2 separate regions of the Homo sapiens genome follow, and region 2 is linked to region 1. A link is a contact called in ENCODE Hi-C data. All regions are on one chromosome and are shown on one strand. The core of a region is the stretch at or near the end of the contact, and the rest is flanking DNA. Distances in the headings are between cores, read along the strand shown.

Region 1 (7,152 bases), core at 1,298-3,797:
AGGCAGGAGGATTGCTTGAGCCTAGAAGGTTGTGGCTGCAATGGGCCATGATCTGGCCACTGCGTTCCAGCCTGGGGACAGAGTGAGACCCTGTATTAGTCAGTTTTCACACTGCTATACCCAAGACTAGATAATTTATAAAGAAAAGAGGTTTGACTCACAGTTCAGCATGGCTGGGGAGGCCTCAGGAAACTTAAAATCATGGTGGAAGGCAGAGGGGAAGCAAGGCACCTTCTTCACAAGGCAGCAGGAAGGAGAAGTGCTGAGTGAAGGGGGAAGAGCCCCTTATAAAACCATCAGATCTCGTGAGACTCACTCACTATCACAAGAACAGCATGGGGGAAACCACTCCCATGATCCAATTACCTCCACCTGGTCTCTCCTTTGGCATGTGGGGATTATGAGGATTACAATTCAAGATGAGATTTGGGTGGAGACACAAAACCTAACCATATCAGACCCTGTCTCTAAAAAATAAAAATTTAAAAAAAAGAAAAGAGGCCGGCGCGGTGGCTCACGCCTGTAGTCCCAGCACTTTGGGAGGCCGAGGCGGGCAGATCACGAGGTCAGGAGATCGAGATCATCCTGGCTAACATGGTGAAACCCTGTCTCTACTAAAAATACAAAAAATTAGCCGGGCATCGTGGCGGGCACCTGTAGTCCCAGCTACTCGGGAGGCTGAGGCAGGAGAATGGCATGAACCCGGGAGGCGAAGCTTGCAGTGAGCCAAGATCGTGCCACTGCACTCCAGCCTGGGCTACAAAATGAGACTGTGTCTCAAATAAAAAAAAAAAGAAAAAAGAAAAAAAAGAAAGTTTGGGGGAAGAGCATTCCAAGCAGAGGGAATAGTAATTGCAAAGGCCCTGAAGTGTATAAAAGCTATTTAGAAGTTCAATGTGCCATTCAATAATGAGAAGCTGACCTCAGGTGGGTTGGTTGGTTCTATAATCTGAGCCCAAAAAGCAAGGACCACTTTCTCTTTCTTTCTTGCTTTCTTCCTTCCGTCCTTTCTTTTTTTTTTTCTTTTTTTTTTTGACAGAGTCTTACTCTGTTGCCCAGGCTGGAGTGCAATGGCACTATCTCAGCTCACTGCAACCTCCGTCTCCTGGGTTCAAACAATTCTCCTGCCTCAGCCTCCCAAGTAGCTGGGATTACAGGTGTCCGCCACCATGCCCAGCTAAGTTTTTGTAATTTTAGTAAAGATGGGGTTTTGCCATGTTGCCCAGGCTGGTCTCGAACTCCCGACCTCACGTGATCGACCCGACTCAGCCTCCCAAAGTGCTGGGATTATAGGTGTGAGCCACCACACCTGGCTGCAAGGACCACTTTCTAGGCAAGAAAACCAATAAAAGAAGAAATTCTGAGAAGACAACACTGGCTAAGTAGGGAAGGCTCTGTTACCAGAAGGCTCTATTGTAGAAGGGCCCAGATGCCAGAAAATGGCCCTGAGCCAGGGAGCCAATGTCACTCTGGAAACAGGTCAGTAGTGTGAAGGGAGAGGCTCTTTCAGATGTCCCTGGCATGAATATTGTGGCAAGCAGAATAATGGAGCCCCAAAGATACCCATTTTGTAACTCCCAGCATCTGTGAATATGTTACATGGCAAGGAGGTGTAAGCTAAAAGAATCCAAAGTCCCTCCACCGACTGAAGGGACTCCTTCTTGGCCAAGGAGACCTCTCACAAAAACCTTAAAGACTGAATTCCTGGCCATGACAAGAAGTGAGATTGAACGTGCCTCATTATACCCCCACCCCTTTGGAGCTTAGGCACAACTGACCAGCATTAAGGTTAAAATAGAGATCATAACACTGACAAAACAGACTCTTTATGACTAAGATACCCAATTATAAACAAGACCTAAGGCTATGCAAGTCAAAGGTTAAATTGCAGTTGCCAGTCATTGATCTTGTGACATAGCATCCTTATCTTAAAACATTCCTTTCTGTTGACTCCCAAGTTTTAGACAGAGCTTTACTCCTTTAACCAACTGCAAGTTAAAGAATCTCGGAGGCCACCTATGACCTGTAAACCCCCACTTCAAAATATCCAGCTTTTTTTGGCCAAACCAATGTATAAACTCTATGTACTGATTTATGACTTTGCCTGTAACTTCTACTTCCCTGAAATATATGAAACAGAGTTGTGACCTAACTGCCTCATGACCACTTACTCAAGGCTTCTTGGATTTGTGTTTCTTCCTGGGCCCCAATCACTCATGTTGGCTTAGAATAAGTCTCTTTAAAATATTTTAGAGTTTGTTTTTTTGTTAACTGAAGAATTAAGTTTGTAGGTGGAATTAAGGTTGCTGATCAGCTGACTTTGAGATGGAGCGATTATCCTGGATTATCCAGGTAGGCCCAATATAATCATAAGGATCCTTATAAATAAACAAAGGAGGCAGGGAAATTTGTGTCAGAGTGATTTGATATGAGAAACGCTCAACCTATGCCTTTGAAGATAGAGAAAGTGGGTCAGTCATGAGTCATGTGGTGACCTCTAGAAGCTAGACAAAGCCAGGAAACGGATTCTCTTCTGCAGCCTCCACAAGGGAATGAAGGCTGGCATCTAAACTCAATCAGCAAAATAAATTCAATAAGGAAGATTTGAAGATCAAAGACCTTCCTCTCTCTGGCTTCACATTTCTCATCACTAGGTCAGTGATGTTCAAATCATTTTTAGGTGATAGTTTTATGTGTCAACTGACTGGGCCATGGAGTCAAGAGGGTTTGGTCAAGCATTATTCTAGGTGTGTCTGTAAAGGTAGGTAGGTGTGTGTGTGTGTGTGTGTGTGTGTGTGTGTGTTTTAATATAGAGATAGGGTCTTGCTCTTGCTCTGTTGCCTAGACTGGAGTGCTGTAGCATGACTATAGCTTACTGCAGCCTCAGCCTCCCAGGCGCAAGCAATCCTCCCATTCCAGCCTCCCAAGTATCTAGAACGACAGGTGCATGCCAACACCTCTGGCTAATTTATTTTAATTTTTTTTTTGTAGAGACAGGGTCTTGCTCTGTTGCTCAGGCTGGTCTCGAATTCCTGGGCTCAAGTGATCCTCCTGCCTCAGCCTCACATAGCCCTGGGATTACAGGTGTGAACCACTGCACCCAGCCTGTAGGGTGTCCCTGCATGAGAATAATATCTAAATCAGTAGGCTGAGTAAAGCAGATTGCCCTTCCTAATATGAGTGGGCCTCATCCAACAGTTGAAAGCCTGAAAGAACAAAAAAGCTGACCCTTCCCTGAGTAAGAGAGAATTCTTCCTGCGTGATGATCTTCAATCTGGGACATTGACTTTTTTTCTGCCTTTGGCCTGAAACATTGGCTCTCCCTGGGTCTCGAGCCTGCGGGCCTTTGGACTGGAACTAAATTATCAGCTCTCCTGGGCCTCCAGGTTGTCTATTCACCCTGCAGATCTTTCAACTTGCCAGACCCCATAATTATGTGAACCAATTCATTATAAAAATAAATCTCGATTGCTGGCAAGATGGCCGAACAGGAACAGCTCCGGCCTGTAGCTCCCAGCGAGATCGACATAGAAGGTGGGTGATTTCTGCATTTCCAACTGAGGTACCTGGTTCATCTCATTGGGACTGGTTGGACAGTGGGTGCAGCCCACGGAGGGCGAGCCGAAACAGGGTGGGGCATTGCCTCACCCGGGGAAGTGTAAGGGGTGGGGGAATTTTCACCCCTACCCAAGGGAAGCCATGAGAAACTGAGCCTGAGGAACTCCAGCACAGATACTGCGCTTGTCCCATAGTCTTCACAACCCACACACCAGGAGAATCCCTCCGGTGCCCACCCCACCAGGGCCTTGGGTTTCAAGCACAAAACTGGGTGGCCATTTGGGCAGACACCCAACTAGCTGCAGGAGTTCTTTTTTTTTTTTTTTTCTTGAGATGGAGTCTCACTCTGTCGCCCAAGCTGGATTGCAGTGGCGCAATCTCGGTTCACTGCAAGCTCCACCTCCCGGGTTCACGCCATTCTCCTGCCTCAGCCTCCCGAGTAGGTGGAACTACAGGTGCCCACCACCATGCCCGGCTAATTTTTTGTATTTTTAGTACAGATGGGGTTTCACCGTGTTAGCCAGGATGGTCTCGATCTCCTGACCTTGCGATCTGCCCGCCTTGGCCTCCCAAAGTGCTGGGATTACAGGTGTAAGCCACCGCACCCGGCCTGCAGGAGCTCTTTTTTTTTCCATACCCCAGTGGCGCCTGGAACACCAGTGAGACAGAACCATTCACTCCCCTGGAAAAGGGGTGCAGAAGCCAGGGAGCCAAGTGGTCTGGCTGAGCGGGTCCCACCCCCATGGAGCCCAGCAAACTAAGATCCACTGGCTTGAAATTCTCGCTGCCAGTACAGCAGCAGTCTGAGAGCGACCTGGGATGCTGGAGTTTGGTGGGGGGAAGGGCGTCCGCCATTGCTGAGGCTTGAGTAGACCGGTTTTACACTCACAGTGTAAACAAAGCCACTGGGAAGTTCGAACTGGGTGGAGCCCACTGCAGTTTAGCAAGGCTGCAGTGGTCAGACTGCCAGATTTCTCTTCTCTGGGTGGGGCATCTCTGAAAAAAAAGGCAGTAGCCCCAGTCAGGGACTTACAGATAAAACTCCCATCTTCCTGGGACAGAGCACCTAGGGAAAGGGGTGGCTGTGGGCGAAGCTTCAGCAGACTTAAAGGTCACTGCCTGACAGCTCTGAAAGAGAGCAGCAGACTTCCCAGCACAGCATTCAAGCTCTGCTAAGGGTCAGACTGCCCCCTCAAGTGGGTCCCAAATGGAACCAACCCAAATGCCCATCAATGATAGACTGGATAAAGAAAATGTGGCACATATACACCATAGAATACTATGCAACCATAAAAAAGGATGAGTTCATGTTCTTTGCAGGGACATGGATGAAGCTGGCAACTATCATTCTCAGCAAACTATCACAAGAACAGAAAACCAAACACTGCATGTTCTTACTCATAAGTGGGAGTTGAACAATGAGAACACGTGGAAACAGGGGGGGGAACATCATACACTGGGGCCTCTCGGGGGGTGGGGAGCTAGGGGAGGGATAACATTAGGAGAAATACCTAATGGAGGTGACGGGTTGATGGGTGCAGCAAACCACCATGGCATGTGTATACCTATGTAACAAAACTGCACGTTCTGCACACGTACCCCAGAACTTAAAGTATAATAAAAAAGAAAGAAAGAGAAAAAAGAAATGATTGATGGTGTTTTTCAGAGGACCCCAGTCCCATTATCTGCCTTGGAAATGGGACTGGGGTCCTTTGAAAAACACCTTTTATCATTTCTTACGTTTTTTTTTTTACACAATTAATACCATACCACTGCAGAAAATGTGTATCAGTAAAAAGGAAATAAAACCACTGGCATTTCTACCACCCAGAGAAAAAAATAATAATAAATCTCTTTTGGCCAGGCTCGGTGGCTCACACCTGTAATCCCAGTACTTTGGGAGGCTGAGGCAGGTGGATCACTTGAGGTCACGAGTTCGAGACCAGCCTGGGCAACATGGCAAAACCCTGTGTCCACTAAAAATACAAAAATTAGCCGGGCACGATGTTGTATGCCTGTAGTCCCAGCTACTCGGGAGGCTGAGGTAGAAGGGTCACTTGTGCCTGGGGAGTGGAGGTTGCAGTGAGCCGAGATCGTGCCACTGCCCTCCAGTCTGGATGACAGAGTGAGACTCTGTCTGCCTCCCCTAACAAAAAAAATTTTGAACAAATGTAAGTGCATTCTTCCAAGGACAATTCCTCTTTGGAGAGTTGGTGGACCAGAAGATGTTGTGAAATGTGAGCTCGCTGGATGTTGAGTTTTCCAGGTGCTTAAGTCCTCACTGTGCTGCCCTTGTGACCTTCAGGCCTAGGTCATCAAGATGCACAGCACAGGACAGAAGCCCCTCTAGTCCTGCACCTGGTGACATGGAACTGCTGTGCTGGTCCACACAGACACAGCCTCCAACCAAGCCTGGCTCCTACCCATCACAGTTCTGTAGGCTGCCCATTTGCAGAAGGCCTTCCATCTGACACTCCTCCTCGCCTGCTTGTTCTCCAGCCATGTTGTGGCCAATTTGCCATGAGGAGGTTGCAGTGGCCAAGACTGTTGGAAACTGTGCGGTGTAGCTGGGAGAGAAAGGACACACTCTAAATGTTCTTACTGCCTGTGACGATGCAGCTACAGCGATGTACTAGCTGCTCACAAGCCTGTTCCTTCTTCCATTGTAGGGCATGAAGAATTCCCTTATCACTGGGTAAGAAGGGGGAACAGAAGTTTTTCTCATGCCTAATTTTGCGTTTTCAGTAAGGTCTTTTTCAGCTTGTCCAGGAGAAACTGGAAAAAAAAAGATACTTGAAATAAACTGAAGGACATTTAAACAAAGAAACACTTGAAATAAATTGAAAAGAATTTTTTTTTTCTTTTTTAACATTAACATATTTTGCAGGAAGAAAAAATATAAAGGACACTAGGGGCAAATAAATTTCTGTGTTTACAATAGCAAAGACCTGGAACCAACCCAAATGCCCATCAATGATAGGCTGGATAAAGCAAATGTGGCACATGTACACCATGGAATACTATGCAGCCATAAAAAGGAATGAGATCATGTCCTTTGCAGGGACGTGGATGGAGCTGAAAGCCATCATCCTGAGCAAACTAATGCAGGAACAGAAAACCAAACACTGCATGTTCTCGCTTATAAATGGAAGCTGAACAGTAAGAACACATGGACACAAGGAAGGGAACAACACACACTGGGGCCTGCTGGGGTGGCAGGGGGAGGGAGAGCATCAGGATAAATAGCTAATGCATGTGGGACTTAATACCTAGGTGATGGGTTGATAGGTGCAGCAAACCACCAAGACACACGTTTACCTATGTAACAAACCTGCATGCCCTGCACATGTATCCCAGAACTTAAAAAATATGTGTGTGTGTGTGTGTGTGTGTGTGTGTGTTTAAATGGAAAACCATCAACCAAGAGAGAGCAGTATCCACTCGCAGATTCGGATCCCAGAGTCCTGAGGCCTTACATGTCTGGAATCAATGCATTCTCAACTGGTCCTGTAGTAAGATGCTCATGGGGTTTGTCTTCAAACTCACTGTTAGAGGACTTTTTAAATCACAGGCTTAGCAAACCGGCCAAATTAC
Region 2 (7,152 bases), core at 1,375-3,874, 360 kb after region 1:
ATGCAGATTTTTAATTTATGTATTCATTTATTTTTATTTTAGAGATGGGGTCTCCGTATGTTACCCAGACTGGTCTTGAACTCCTGGGCTCAAGCGATCCACCCACCTCAGCCTTCCAGAGGCTATAATCCAGCTGGGATTATAGGTGTGAGCCACTGTGCCTGGCCTAGTATGAAAAGCTTTTATGCATTTAACATCTATCAATCAACCTCTCCTGGCCTATTTCCTAGGTGATTGCCATGGTTTTCTAGGATGTCAGTTCCTTAAGAGAAAGAGTTTTCCACTTTCTTTGTTAATAAAATACTGAATACCAATAAGTTCTCTTCCCACTGCAAATTGTTTAGAACACTGAACACAGCCTCAGGGTCTTTACATGGTTCTGTGGGGGCTAGGAAAAAACCTGAAGGACTGAGCCTTCCTTCCCTGCCACTCAAGAAAGGGAGTGTGTGACCTGGGTCGCTTTACAGGAACCTCAATTTCCTCAGTTCTTACATAAGATTGAGTGGGCAGCCAGTGTGCAGGCAAGCCACATCTCCTCATAACAGTCATTTTAGTTCCTCATGAGAACCCCACTATAAAAATCACAAAGCCCTGTCCTCACCGTTATCCCTCTGACAGCCTGGAAAATCCATGTCCTGCATATAGACACTACCCACCTGCGTCACACTTTAATGGTAACAATGTAGTTATTCTAGATCAGATACTTGAAAGGGAATATGGCTTGAGACATATGCATATGTCTCAACAAACTAGTCTAGTTTTAGCATAAGATTTTCCAAGGCATTAAAAGCCCACCTGCATCCCAGGTCCACAGAATAAAAGTGTGGAGTTCCACTGCTCTGAGCTTTGGGAGGGGGTCACACAGTTGTGTGAGACACAGCAGTGTTTAACTGCAGTGTTAAATTTCTGCAACTAAACACTCCATTTACATGAACTGTGTATTATAGAGGGAGTAATTGCAGAGTCATGACCAAAACTGGATGCAGAGATTGACAAGCAAATGGGAAATTCAACCTAACACTAATTCCCTGATTGGAACATGGCAGACAAAGTCGCTGATCACTACCCAGGGAACCTGGCAAGATGCAGTGGGTGCTGTAATCTACACAAAGGATAAATTTTAATGAAGGGATTTTGCACAAGCCAGGGACAAGCTCTGAGGCCAGGATAGCTGAATGTCCCATCCAGGAAGGAGACATGTAGATGGCACCCAGCCACAAGATATACCTACTTCCTCTCCCAGCAACTTCCACTTACCCTATTCTGCTCTGAACCAGAAGGAAGCCAGGTGATGGTTGTCAGTATTTGAATCTTGCAGACTGTTGGCATTACGTTCTGAGAGCAGTCGTGAGTAATCATAGTAACCGTGACTTCACTTGGTTCTGAACCAATCAGGCCCTGGGACTCAGGGAAAAAGAGAGAGTGTGCTAAGGAAAGAAGTCATGTTTCCTCTCACTGTTTACTCTCTGGTCCAGGTCTTTCTTCAAAAGAAACCTGAGTGGTCTGACAGGTAAAATATTCTGATATACCAAGATCATAGAGCATCCTTTTGTGCCATAACCTAACTAATCTACCTGATAAACCTCAACCCTGTTTGGTAATGGGGGGGAAGGTATGGGAGAGTCATTTGTTCAAACTGATACAGAGAAACTATAGAGCAGTGGGTAAAAACACAGGCTTCAGATACAGGCTTTTTTCAGTTCCAATCTCACCTTTCTATCACTTGGGCAAGTCCTTTAATCTCTCTTGAGGTCAAAATAGAGAACACAGTTGGCATCCACCCCTAGCCTTGGCATTATGCCAGATTCAAGTATAATACCACTCAGCACTTTTTGGGGTGAGACTGGGTCAGTTATCAGAGGCGAGTACAATCTTTAAATAACTGAGATTATGTTCCCAGGATGGAAACTCAGAAGGATGGGCCTTAGAAACAGAAACTAGGTAGCACCTGAGAATGTCCAGTTTATTTCTTACACAAGGGTTTGGAGTAAGATCCATACCTGCGTCACCAGTGATTTTCAAAGAAGGCAAATCCTATTTGAAGCTAAAGTAACATAAAGAGATTTGGAATGAGGAAACAAATTATAGCAGCCTGTAGGTTGTAGAATGAAGAAATACAGATGTAAAATAATGAATTTTGTTATGGATAGATTTACCAAAGAGACCTACTCTCTCAACTTGCTGCACAAAATGCAGTAGAAGAAAGCCCCTATCCCAAGTACAGGGAAAACTCAGAGGTGAAAAGAAGGCAGCTCTGCAAAACAGCAACATAGAATTGAGTTAAAATTAATGCGAATGTAAGAATTACGTCGACACTTGAGCTATAAGCTAGCACTTTGAGTACAATCTAACAGGTCTGTGTGTGTCAGGTGATGATCAGATTGATACAACAGTGTGTCCTTAATGTCCCGGGTCCCATCAGGCTCCTACACAGCCCCATGTGTGAGACAGATTGAATAAATGATATGGTTGGCATTTCAAATCAGATGATGGCCCAAAGTGTGTGTGGGTGTGTGGCAGTGGGGAAGAGGTCCCCAGATCCACTTGATTACATGGAATTCATCATCTTTTTCAGGCTTCCTTGGTTGTGCTGTTTTACTGAGGTTGTTTGGGGCTGCTGCTTCATGGATAAAGAACTCCCTAAAGCCAGTCCCAGTGAGCCTGCACTGAACATCAAGAAGTCAGGCAAATCCTTCAAATGCAAGAAGCCCACCAAAAATGTGCAGGTCTTTTTAATCAACAGACAACTGGGCAGGAACAGAAGTGACACTGACCTGTCAAAGTGGCTATGGATGCTGCCATAAAGCAACTCCAGGGTGAACATGGCCTTGGACAAAAAGTCATGTGGCTTATGTGCTGAGGCCTGCCCAGAATTTTGAGACATTAATTATAATTAGAACAATAAACTCCTCCCATGTTTGAGCCATTAAAACAGAGTCTGTCATTTCACTCCTTTGGGTTGGATGTGTGTTTGCTGACAGGGCTTACTTGGGTTACACTGGAAGGGGCTTTTGTTCATCCTAACGCACAGTGCAGGGGTGCTCAGACACAGAGCAGAGAGTGAGATCATGCTGCACACCAGATCTCCCCCATCAATCTGAAAAACACTGCGAAGTCGAAGTGATGTAGTACTTGGCATTCAAGGACCAAAGACTCTAATCCCTAGCCATTTTGAAGAGACCACCCTGGTGTTTCTCTCTAAAACCTAATGCCTGTCCTAATGAAAAGACATCGTTTAAGAGCAGACCAACAGCTGGGCCGGGGGTTTGGGACATGTTTCATCATTGCAGATGTCATGTCCACAGAGCCTTCCAGGGGCAACTGCTCTATTCAGTGTCCCCAGGAAAGTGGAATGCCCTGATGGCTTTTTTGTGTCATGTCAAACAAACCTTCAGGCCACAGCCAATCAAAGATAATTAATTTTCCTGAAGTGAAGCCACCCAATAGTCCAACAAGACATATGAGATGGTTCCCATTGAAAAACCTCTGTCCCTAAGAAATATCCTGAGCAAGTCAGATACTCCAAGAAACCTGAAATGGGAACTATGTGCACAATTGGTGACTGAGAAGTGAGAGCTAAAGCTGAAGAGGGGACAGGGAGAGCAAAGAGGTCAGAGCCATGGTGGATATGGGCAAGCTTAAGTTAGGAATAAGATGAAATTAACATAAAAGGAACCATTAAAACCATAACAAATTCCAAGCATTTCTCTTGTCCTTTAACGTAAGCTGCAAAATAAGCCTGCAAGCAGTCCTTCTGTCCCCTCCACCTCTCCTTCCCAATTCCCTGTGCTCTCACAACCTGTCCAGCATTTCCCAAGTCCCCTTCCTGTGTCCCCTCCCCCACCTACATCTAAGGGGCTGTTATTCTCTCTACCCTTAGCCAGGTCTCTTCTGGATCTGTATTAGATAGAAAATTTAACTCCTCTATGTCCATTTAACTCTCCTCCCTGTCCCTGTCAACTTTGCTTTCCCTGCTCTGATTCAGCATTGCCAAAATAGAACCACAAGCCTCTCCTCAGAGGATGCAACTGACTGTAGGTTGGAAGGGGAGGGTTTAGAGGACATCCAGGTAGAGGGGCCTCTTGGGTGCACTCTTGGTGGGAAAGCTGCCTGGATACTCCTCTGTTGGTTACTATTTTGCTGCAGTTCAGGATCAAACAGTGGCTGTACCAGCTGGTAGAGAATCAGTCTTTTTGGTTGAATACCAGGGGATATGCAGCTGATCTGGCTGATAGGGGATGTAGCTGGGTGAGCTTTTCCCACTTGGTAGGGAGCATATCTGATGAGAGCAGGGAAAATCGTGGCTAGGCCTTTGATGCCCTGTGAGGCTCAATTATGCCAAGGCAGCACATGGAATTTCAGGCCTTGTAACACATGGCAGTAGACAAAATCGCTGAGAAGAGTGAATGAACTGAGAAGTGAGCCAGCAAAGCATGGTGAAGAAGGCTGAGACTCTGAGGGTGCAATCAGCAGCTGACAGCTGTAAGGCAGTCAGGAAGGAGAGCTGGGTGTAGACTCTAACCCACAGTGGGAAATGGCCTGATCTTTTAAATTAATTCATTTTTCATTGATAAATAAAAATTGTGTCATGTCCAACATCATGCTTTGAAATGTGTATACATTGTGAAATGGCTAAATTAAGCTAATTATATGCTTATCATTACATTATATGCTTATCATTTTTTTGTGTATGGTGAGAACACTTAAAATCTACTCTTTTATCAGTTTTCAAGAATACAATACAGTTAGTTACTAGCTGTAGTTAACATGTTTAACAACAGATCTGTTGAACTTGTTTCTCCTTTCTAACTGAAATTTTGTATTCTTTGACCAACATCTCCCCTCACTGTTCCAGGCCCTGGCAGCCACCATTATCTTCTCTGCTTCTATGGGTTCAACTTTTTAGACTCCACATAGAAGGGAGATCATGAAGTATTTGCCTTTTCTGTGCCTGGCTCATTTCACTTAGCAAAATGTCCCCTAGGTCCATTCAGGACATGGCTTGATTTTTTATTGATAATTTTGTACCTGTTTATGGGATACATGTGTTATTTTGTTACAAGCATGGACTATGTAATGATCAAGTAAGGGTATTTGGGGTGTCCATCTCTTCAAGTATTTATCATTTCTATCTGTTGGGAACATACCAAGTTCTCTCTCCCAGCTATTTTGGAATCCATAGTACATTTGATGTTAACTATAGTCGCCTTACTTTGTTATCAAACATTAGAACTTATCCCTTCCATCTACCTGTATGTTTGTACCCATTAACCAACTTCTCTTTATACTTCCTACCAACACACCCTTCCCAGACTCTGGTATCTATTATTCCATTCTCTCCCTCTATGAGATCAACGTTTTTAGCTATCATACATGAGTGAGAACATGAAATAATTGCCTTTCTGTACCTGGCTCATTTCACTTAACATAATCACCTCCAATTCCATCCATGTTGCTGCAACATGGATTGCGGAATTTTTTATGGCCAAATAGTATTCCATGGGTGTATATACACTACATTTTCTTTTTCCACTCATCCACTGATGGACACCTAGATTGATTCCATATCTTTGCTATTGTAAATAGTGCTGTGATAAACATGCGAGTGCAGGTATCCCTTTGACATACAGATTTCTTTTCCTTTGGATAGACACTCAGTAGTGGGATTGCCAGATCATATAGTAGATATATTTTTAGTTTTTTTGAGAAATCTTTATACTGTTTTTCATTGTGTTTGTACTAATTTCCATTCCCAAAAAAGTGTATGAGTTCTCTTTTCTCCACATCCTTGCCAGCATCTGTGACTTTTTTTTTTTTTTGTCTTTTAATAGTAGCCATTCAAACTGGGGTAAGATGGTATCTCATCGTGGTTTTGATTTGCATTTCCCTGATATTTAGTGATGTTGAGTACTTTTTTCGTATACCTGTTGGCCATTTGTATGTCTTCTTTTGAGAATTGTCCATTTATGGCATTTGCCCACTTTTTAATGGGATTATTTGTTTTATTATTCTTGACTTGAGTTTCTGGTATATTCTGAATATTAATCCCTTATCAGATGAATAGTTTGCACACATTTTTACCCATTCAGCAGGTTATCTCTCCACTCAATGGATTGTTTCCTTTGCTATGCAGATTTTTAGTTTGATATAGTCCTTTTTGTCTCTTTTTGCTTTAGTTGTCTGTGCTTTTGAAGCCTTAGCCATAAAATCTTCACTTATGCCAATGTCCTGAAGATTTTTCCCTATGTTTTCTTCTACTAGTTTAATAGTTTTGGGTCTTAAGTCTTTAATCCATCTTGAGTTGATTTTTGTATATGGTTAGAGGTAGGGGTCTAATTTCCTTACTGCACATATGGATATCCAACTTTCCCAGCACCATTTATTAAAGAGGGTGTCATTTCCTCAGTGCATGTTGTTGGTGCCTTTGTTGAAAATCAGTGGGCTGTAAATATATGAATTTATCTCAGAGTTCTCTATACATTGGTCTAAGTGGCTATTTTTATACTAATTCTATATTGTATTTGTTACCATAGACTTGTAATGTATTTTGAAGTCCAGTAGTGTGTTGCTTCCAGCTTTATTCTTTGTGTTTAGGTTTGCTTTGGCTATTCTGGCTTTTTTTGTTGTTGTTGTTCCATATGAATTTTAGGATAATTTTTTCTATTTCTGTGAAAAAAATGGCATTAGCGTTTTGAATCAGTAGATTGCTTTGGGCAATATGGTTATTTTAACAATACAAATTCTTCTGATCCATGAGCATGGAATGTCTTTCCATTTGTTTGTGTCCTCTTCAATTTCCTTCATCAGTGTTTTGTAGTGCTTTGTAGTTTTCCTTGCAGAAATCTTTCATCTCCCTGGTTAAATTTATTCCTAGGTATTTTATATTTTTGTAGCTAATGGAAGTGGTATTGTCTTCTTGCTTTCTTTTTCAGCTATTTCATTATTGGAGTACAGAAACAGTACTGATTTTCATATGTTGATTTTGTATCCTGCAACTTTATCACATTTGTTTATCAGCTCTAAGAGTTTATTGGTGGAGTCTTTTAATTTTTCTAAATATAAGATCATGTCACCTGCAAAGAGGAACAGTTTGGCTTCCTCTTTTCAAATTTGGGTGTGTTTTATTTCTTTCTCTTGCATGATTGCTCTGGC

Evidence for each region. Hi-C counts contacts between places; a loop is a spot of excess contacts on that map. Pooled maps may share reads with other maps.
Region 2: a map of dorsolateral prefrontal cortex shows a loop between it and region 1 (4-fold over the local background). The contact joins the promoter of ETDC here to the promoter of LINC02243 in region 1. A Hi-C loop is called at or near these places in 1 of 168 maps with a recorded cell type or tissue (dorsolateral prefrontal cortex) and 2 of 50 pooled maps.

What each region holds. Positions count from the first base shown.
Region 1 is chrX:134,947,002-134,954,153 of GRCh38, forward strand. It overlaps LINC02243 (long intergenic non-protein coding RNA 2243), which reads left to right and starts at 2,548. Exons shown (of 3, transcript NR_134925.1): 1 at 2,548-2,654; 2 at 3,199-3,534; 3 at 5,864-6,381.
Region 2 is chrX:135,306,856-135,314,007 of GRCh38, forward strand. ETDC (embryonic testis differentiation homolog C) reads left to right here and starts at 2,625. Exons shown (of 1, transcript NM_001358449.1): 1 at 2,625-2,804. The coding sequence starts at 2,625. The coding sequence ends at 2,804. All of the region lies in intron 1 of ZNF75D (zinc finger protein 75D), which reads right to left.